2 separate regions of the Homo sapiens genome follow, and region 2 is linked to region 1. A link is an interaction called in ENCODE POLR2A ChIA-PET data of the cell type or tissue named here. Cell type or tissue: OCI-LY7. All regions are shown on one strand. Region 1 has its middle 30 kb from the start of TNFSF18. Region 2 overlaps LOC100506023 (a long non-coding RNA gene).

Region 1 (4,000 bases):
TGAAAATAATTTTATCCATTTGTCGATTTTAAAAAGCTACAATATTGAAGCATTTGTTTTAGTTATGATTCAGACCATTATTCTCAGAACCATACCTGTTGCTCGAGATCCATGTTTTCTTACTCCTGCTCCTCTGGCAGAGCTCTCCTCCTCTCCATTGCTTCTGCTCTGTAGACCATGATCCTCCTAGCCTATCTCCATAGCTTCTTAGGTGGTCTTGCTCTGTCTCTCCCACTCATCTTTCATCACACCACCAGAGTTACTTTCTTTGAAACAGGTCCGATCAAGCCATAAACTTCTAAAATAACTTAAAAGTTCCTGAATAGGAAAGCAGAGATTCCTTGGGCTAGCCTTCTAGCAGCTTGGGATTTGGCCTCCTGTTGCCCAGTGTTGGTTCCCATTTCATATCTCCACATGTCATCTTCACCAGGCCATGGGACTACATACACTCTCTGCCACCCTTCTGTGTTCTTGCTCATATTGCATCCTCACCTGCTACTCTTTTATCACACAAAGACTAAAATGCCTCCTCTTTCTCCCATTTAGCTAGAGTTTGTTATATTTCTTTACTATAGTCCTCTGCTTATCATCGCACTTGCTTCTTTCTTTACAGTATTGGATGAGCTAGTGGGAAAAGAACTGGGCAAGGATTTGAGCAATCCAGATTCCAATTCCTGCATTCCCTTAACCTCACTGTGTCTCAGCTTCCCCATTTGTAAATGAGAGATTAGGGATTAATTTTCTTTATTTAAAATATTTTCAACTCCATAGTTCTGATTTGAATCAGTCTGTCTATCCTAGCAGATGTAGCTTCTTGAGGAAGTCACAATATCTTAGAAATCTTCACATCATCTTTGGTGCCTACCTGTGCTTTGTACATAGAAAAACCTTAATAAATATATGTGCAGTGAAAAAAATTCATGAATGAATGAATAATTCCATATTTTCTTTATATAAAATACATCCAAATGTTTCATCATTATTTTTGTAGTTTAAGTAAAATATAACCTCCAATTCTGTATTTCTAGAGACAATATAATAAAAGGCAACTATTAATAGAACAAGTCATAGAGATTCAAGCTTTTCAACATTTATCTTTTCAAGCACCATGCAAACATACAAGATGCAAATTCATAGAGCGTGAAGAAACTAATTATATACTTGGTTGCTAGAAGGAACTCATTGAAGCTAAAAAAGAAACAAATTTAAGATAAACAGAGAAAAAGCTACCTAAAATAGCTAGTTGTAAACTGATAAAAATATTTTGAAAATCAGCATCTATCAAGCATTTTTTTTTTTTTTTTGAGACAGAGTCTCGCTCTGTTGCCCAGGCTGGAGTGCAGTGGTGTGATCTCGGCTCACTGCAAGCTCCGCCTCCTGGATTCATGCCATTCTCCTGCCTCAGCCTCCCAAGTAGCTGGGACTACAGGTGCCCGCCACCACGCCTGGCTAATTTTGTTTTTTTGTATTTTTAGTAGAGACGGGATTTCACCGTGTTAGCCAAGATGGTCTCAATTTCCTGACCTGGTGATCCACCTGCCTCGGCCTCCCAAAGTGCTGGGATTACAGGGGTGAGCCACCGCACCCGGCCCTATTGAGCTCTTTCTATGTGCCAAACACTGAACTAAGTTTTTTCTGTGTATTATTTTACTTTAATCCTTAAACTACTCTGTACAGTAGAATTAATTATCCTCCCTTGACACATAAGAACACCTATCCCCAGAGAAGGCACACAAATTGCTCAAGCTCACACAAAATATAAATAGCAGAGTCAAGATTTAAACAAGCCTGTCTACATCTAAGCCCATTCTCCTAACGACAGCACACAATTGCCTCCCCAGAGGTGATATAGCCTAGAAAATAACAGATTGTTTTAAATGTCTTAAAAAGACAAGTTATAGAATTAAAAATAGTTAAGTAGCTCATTTTATTGAAAGAAAAATGACCCATTTATACTAAATCAAGGAAAAAGGGTGGTTTGTTAAAAGGATTTACAAGGCCTGAAACAGGAACTGAAATTATGTCAGAAACTAAAGCAGCCCCGAGCGTTGACTGTTTTAAACTTTTTCTTTCGAAAAGCTACGTGGTCTCTTCCTCTCTCTCTCTCCTATTCATATGACAGCCCTTGCTTTCCCCTCACATCAGCTTTATTTTTCCAGCCTATCAACAATTCCATGGCATCATTTCACTTCTTCTTCACTGGAAAATGGTACGTTTTTTTCCTAAGTTCTAGATCAAATTACCAAGAAAAGTAATTAGATTTGTCCAGCTCATTTTGTTGCACAAGGACATGGATCACACTGTGTGTCTCCAGCACTCTGCTGGGAAGAGGATGCCCTGACCAAACATTAATACCTGGCTTTCCAGGCATATGCCTTTTTTCTCCCTTACCCCTGAGGTTACCTGCTCTCTACCACTCCACAATTCTTTTTTTTTTTCCTACAACCAAGTTTCTACAAAGAGTAGTGTAATTTTTTTGTCTCATCTTCCATTTCTCCTTATCTAGTAATTATACTTCCCATTTGTTCTTTAATCATTGATATCTGGATTATGCCCCCAGATGTCACAGAAAATGATCTTGTTTATGTTGTCAAAAATTATCTACCAGCAAAATCCAATTAGCAATGTTCAATCCTCTTAGTATTTGACTTCTTGGAGCCTCTAACATTGTTGACCACTCCTTTATTCTTAATCTCTCACTGTCTGTTTCTGTGGACCTATTATTTTCTTCCAGTTAATGTCATTTGTCCCTGGTTGCTCCTTTACAGGATTTCCTTCCTTTGCCTGTCTTCAAATGTTGGTGATCCCCACGTCTCAGTCATTTGCCCCATTTTCACTTTACCCACTCTCTATAGCGATTTTATCCTTGTCAGTGACTTCACCCAGAAGGCTGTTGACTTTTAAATATTCATCCCATCTCATGCAACTCCTCCTGAGTTCCAGCTGCATACTGGTAAAGCCCACTTGGATATTCTGCAAACATCTGAAACTATACCTTTATAAACCTAAACACATTATCTCATCCACACTAAATTTTCTCCAATTCCTCCTTGCATATTCCCCACCATAAAAACATCACCATCTTCCTCAATATGTCTAAGAAGGTTCTTCCTCTTCTTTATCCCTCACTTTCAATCAATCACTATACTGGTTAAGATTCTGATTACAATTAATAGAAACCAACTTAAGCTAAATGAGTGGAAAAAACGATCTGTCATAAAGGTACAATAATTCTTGCATAATCCAAGGACAAAAATGTACATGGGCCTTATGCATCAGAAACAGTTCAATGGAGTTTCTTCCTGTATGTATTAGTCAAGATTATCCAGAGAAACAGAATCAGTAGGAGATTAGATAGATAGATAGATAGATAGATAGATAGATAGATAGATAGATAGACAGATGATAGATAGATAGGGTAGAAATTGGCTTACAAAATTATGAAGGCTAAGAAGTTCTAATATGGAGGACCAGAAAAGCCAGTGGTATAATTCAGTCCAAGTCCAAAGACCTAAGAACCAGGGAGCTGATAGTATAACTCTTAGTCCAAGGCAAAGGGTCTAAGAACTGGGGTAAGGATAGTGGGTGCTGGTGTAAGTCCTGGAATCCAAAGGCAAGAACCAGGAGCTCTGATGTCTGAGGGCAAGAGAAGATGGATGTCCTAACTCAAGAAGAGAGAGAGCAAATTCATCCTTCCTCCTCCTTTTTGTTCTATTCAGGCCTTCAGGTGATTGCATGATGCCCACCTTCATTGGTAAGGGCAGATCTTTATCCAGTCTACTCATTCAAGTACTAATCTCTTCCAGAAACACCTTCAAAGACACACCCAGAAATGTTTTACCAGCTACCTGGGCATCCCTTTGTCCAGTCAAGTTGACACAAAATTAGCCATAACAAATTCATCCCTTGTCAACTTGGCATCCATAGGCATACCCTTACACCATATTTAATTTCTAAATAAAGACAATAATAAGGTCATAATTCCACCTAATACAATACA
Region 2 (4,000 bases), 230 kb after region 1:
GAAAATTAATCATGGTGGGATTATAAGTGGGTAGAGAAAAGACAAGAGAGGCAGGCGGGAGCCAGACACATGAAATATCTTGTAAGTCATGTTACAAATTTGGAGCTTATGGTAACAGCAATGGAAAGCTGCCAAAGTATGCTGAGCATACTCCCTGTTCGTCAGTGCACCTGAGAAGCCATTCGATAGCTAACTATCCTATATATACGGCATCTAGTGGCTAAATTGAGCTCTTTATTTTAATCTACTTGATTATTTTTTATTTGTTCTATGAAAACTTTTAAAGGTTTTCATTAATGGGATTTTAAGTAAGAACATGACATAATAATTTAAGTTTTAGAAGTTTTACTTTGACAACAACATGAATAAAAGATGAATGAGTAGCCAACTAAAGGAAAGAAGGTAAGAAAGGTAAATACGCAGGTTGGGGAAACAGTGGATGATCTTTTAGGAAGTAGAGTCGACAAGACTTAATTAAGTAGAAGGGAGGGATAGGGAGAAGACCAGAGTTAAGGATGAGTTTCTGGCTGGGACAACTGAATTCATGACAGGACCATTCTTCAAGGTGGAAAATACTAGAGAGTGAGCAGGTTTGCAGAGGCAGAAAGAGGTAAGCTCAGTTTTGAACATATCAAAATTGAGATACATTTTAAAGCAACAAGAGGACTTGTGAATGCCGAAAAGTTGACCTAGATATCAGGGAAAAGATCTTTGTTAGTCTCTGAGGACATCTCTCATATTAACAAAATGCAAGCTTGAGGGAACTATCCAAAAATAAAACTGTCCATTCAATTTCTACAATATCATAGCAAGGGAAAGCTATACTCTTAGTGTCTCTTAGAAAGCTACACTCTGGTAGAGCTAAGTGTTCTGTTCCTTGTGATGTCATTCTTTTAGCAGTGCCACACCCAGTACACCACAGGGTGGGAGGACACAAGAAAAGGGCAAAACTCAGCTGGGCTGTGAAGTCAGTGGGTGGACCTGGGCAGGGCACTCATGACTTCTGGAAAATAGCCTAAGTCTACCTAATTCCCAAGCACACAGTATATTAACAGTTCATGTGCCAGGACACCACAGCTTCCTGCCTTTAGCAGCAAGACTACACTCAGTACCAACACTTAGTATTAAATCTGCCTAAAGCCTTAGTAAAAATGGAGATAATAATAGTACCTGCTTCACAGAGTTCGTGAGCAGGAAGAGATAATGCATCATTAACACGAACCATAGTTCTTGACACACAGTCAACACTTAATAAATATTGGGTGATACTGGCAGTATCGATGGTAGTCATACTGATAACTCATAAGAATAATATGTTCTATTTCCCCCCATGGCACATGTTTACCTATGTAACAAACCTGCACATTCTGCAAATGTACCTCTGAACTTAAAATAAAAAAAAAAGTTCCTGAACCTCTTAAATCTTCAAATGTGTACTTTTCCAAAGAAAATTTAGTGCTGAGCATACTCCCTGTTCGTCAGTGCACCTGAGAAGCCATTCGATAGCTAACTATCCTATATATACGGCATCTAGTGACTAAATTGAGATCTTTATTTTAATCTACTTGTTTATTTTTATTTGTTCTATGAAAACTTTTAAAGGTTTTCATTAATTTTACCATTTAACACATTAATAAAATGTAGGTGAATTCTTAGTTTAACTTATAATTTAGCTCATCACCCTGAAACAAATTTCAATAAATTGAACAGATTATACTGAAAGAGAATATAGAAATAGAGGTTAAGAGACAGAAAATCATGTCTTATATGTACAAAGCTACCAGCCATACTGTCTTATTCATTTCAGTATCTCCAGTTTCATTTTTTGTTTTTTTGTTTTTTTTTTTTTTGAGACGGAGTCTCGCTCTGTCACCCGGGCTGGAGTGCAGTGGCGCCATCTTGGCTCACTGCAAGCTCCGCCTCCCGGGTTCACGCCATTCTCCTGCCTCAGCCTCCCGAGTAGCTGGGACTACAGGCGACTGCCACCACGCCCGGCTAAGTTTTTGTATTTTTAGTAGAGACGGGGTTTCACCATGTTAGCCAGGATGGTCTCGATCTTCTGACCTCGTGATCCGCCCACCTCGGCCTCCCAAAGTGCTGGGATTACAGGCGTGAGCCACCGCGCCCGGCCTCTCCAGTTTCTTAACACAGATCTCAATAAATATTTTTTGGAGGATTGAAGGGAGAGAAGTAGTATGAGATCTGGGGCTTTTAAGATCAAATGTCTATTGAGAGACTAAACTCCTTAGGAATCTCACCAGAAATAATATAACTAATATAATAGGAAGACTAAAATTATGCATAGGTGGCCTGACAATGTTTCTCAAAATGTAGTCCCCACATCAGCACCATCCATGTCACCTGGGAACTTGTTAGATATGCAAATTCTGAGGCCCCACCTAAGACCTATTGAATCAGAAACTGGGGATGGGGCTAAGCAGTCTGTCTTAAGCCCTACAGGTGATTCTGATGAACACTTAGGTTTGGAAACGTTTGAAAATGAAGGCACAAATACAGTCCATAGATACTATAAAGCCGCCAGGTGTTTAATATGGCAAAAACTAGGCAGATGTGTGCATTTGGTCAAAATAAAAACAGCTTTGCTCCCAGAATTCTACCTTTGCCTGGCATACTTCACACCATTTAACTGCAGGTTCTGTACAGGCATCTAAATTTTCACTTCTTGTTAATTGCCCAAGAAAGAAATCTGAAAAGAAATCTTGTTACAGAAAAAATTGAAGGGAAATTGAATTAATCTTTGAGCCCCTTGATAGCAGAGACTGATCTTGTTCATTATTGAACCCCCATTTTCTATGACAGTGCCTAGCACATAGTACTCAATACCTATTTGGTGAATAGATGAGGCAATCTCACATGTGGGAAGGGCTGACCAAGGTGGGCCCTCAAGATGTCTGAAAGGGGCCAGGGGGAGGGTATGTGAGGAAGACATGGTTTCAGTCCCAGTTCTAGCCCTTGCAGCTGTGTGACCTTGCAATAGTTATTTAATCTAAGTGTTATTTTCCTTATATGTACAATAGGGATGGTAACAGTTTCTATCCCATAGAGGTATTCTAAGGATTAAAAGGGAAAATACATATAAAGGACACAGCAGAGTACCTGGGAAATTGTCAATAAGTGTTAGTTCTTATGGTTATTGTGATCATTTTTGTGGTTTTTACAATGACACTACTGTGGAGGAGTCAATGCTTAAGACTAAGGCCCCTGTGTCAATTGCCATTATAAGGATTTGTGCCTACCCTATATGGCAACCTATTTTCCCTGGAAAGAAACACAGGAACGTGTCCTTTGTTGAAGTCCTTTCTAGAAGACAGAGAATTATGATTGGAAAATAAGGTAAATGCCCTGTTATTGTGTGGCTTGAATTTTAGGCAGGTTTTAGTTGGCTAACTAGATCAAATGTTTTATGTTAATAGATGGTTTTAGTTGGCTAACTAGATCAAATGTTTTATGTTAATAGATGGTTTTAGTTGGCTAACTAGATCAAATGTTTTATGTTAATAGATAATACTGTCAAAATACTGATTCTTCCACTTTTTATAATAGTTCCAGTCCTCAACTCTCATGATAGAAAGAAAAATAGAAAAGAAAGGAGGGAGGGAAAAAATAAAGTCTTCCAGAAAGTCTATCTTACAAGGTAAGTCCAATTTTCAATAATTATGTTGGAAGAACGCTTAACAGCTTAATTTTGGATCTCTTGATATAGCTTCATATAATCTTCATACAAATCTAATCAGAGATGTGAAGCTCTGATTGTTGAAATTATTAAAATACATAATTATTTGCTGAAATTAAATATAGGGAATTCCTTAAGGAGCCTTTCCACCATTTTTCTCTTCCTTTGAGATAATTATCTGTGCAATACTAGATATTAAATGGTTACATACTCACTGCACTTCTGCCCTGAATCTAGGTTGGAAGAACGTTTACTTGCCTTGCATAGGAAATTTCTCAATGTCTATATTTACTGCAGGTTGGCTTG

The links. Peaks named below come from ENCODE experiments on the same cell type or tissue, not always from the same donor. Only the 100,000 strongest peaks of a DNase experiment are listed, where the experiment ranks them.
Region 2: POLR2A ChIA-PET joins it to region 1 with 5 read pairs; 2 of 35 experiments call an interaction of 5 or more read pairs at or near these places.

The regions. Positions count from the first base shown.
Region 1 is chr1:173,018,538-173,022,537 of GRCh38, forward strand. No RefSeq gene overlaps it. Among named protein-coding and RNA genes, the nearest start is that of TNFSF18, 30 kb to the right of the region's middle. In OCI-LY7, no CTCF peak of the experiment used is centred here; a DNase peak (open chromatin) is centred at 2,044; H3K4me3 peaks cover 940 bases; H3K27ac peaks cover 2,346 bases.
Region 2 is chr1:173,248,628-173,252,627 of GRCh38, forward strand. All of the region lies in intron 2 of LOC100506023 (a long non-coding RNA gene), which reads right to left. It also overlaps a transcript of TNFSF4 not described here. Among named protein-coding and RNA genes, the nearest start is that of TNFSF4, 43 kb to the left of the region's middle. In OCI-LY7, no CTCF peak of the experiment used is centred here; no DNase peak of the experiment used is centred here.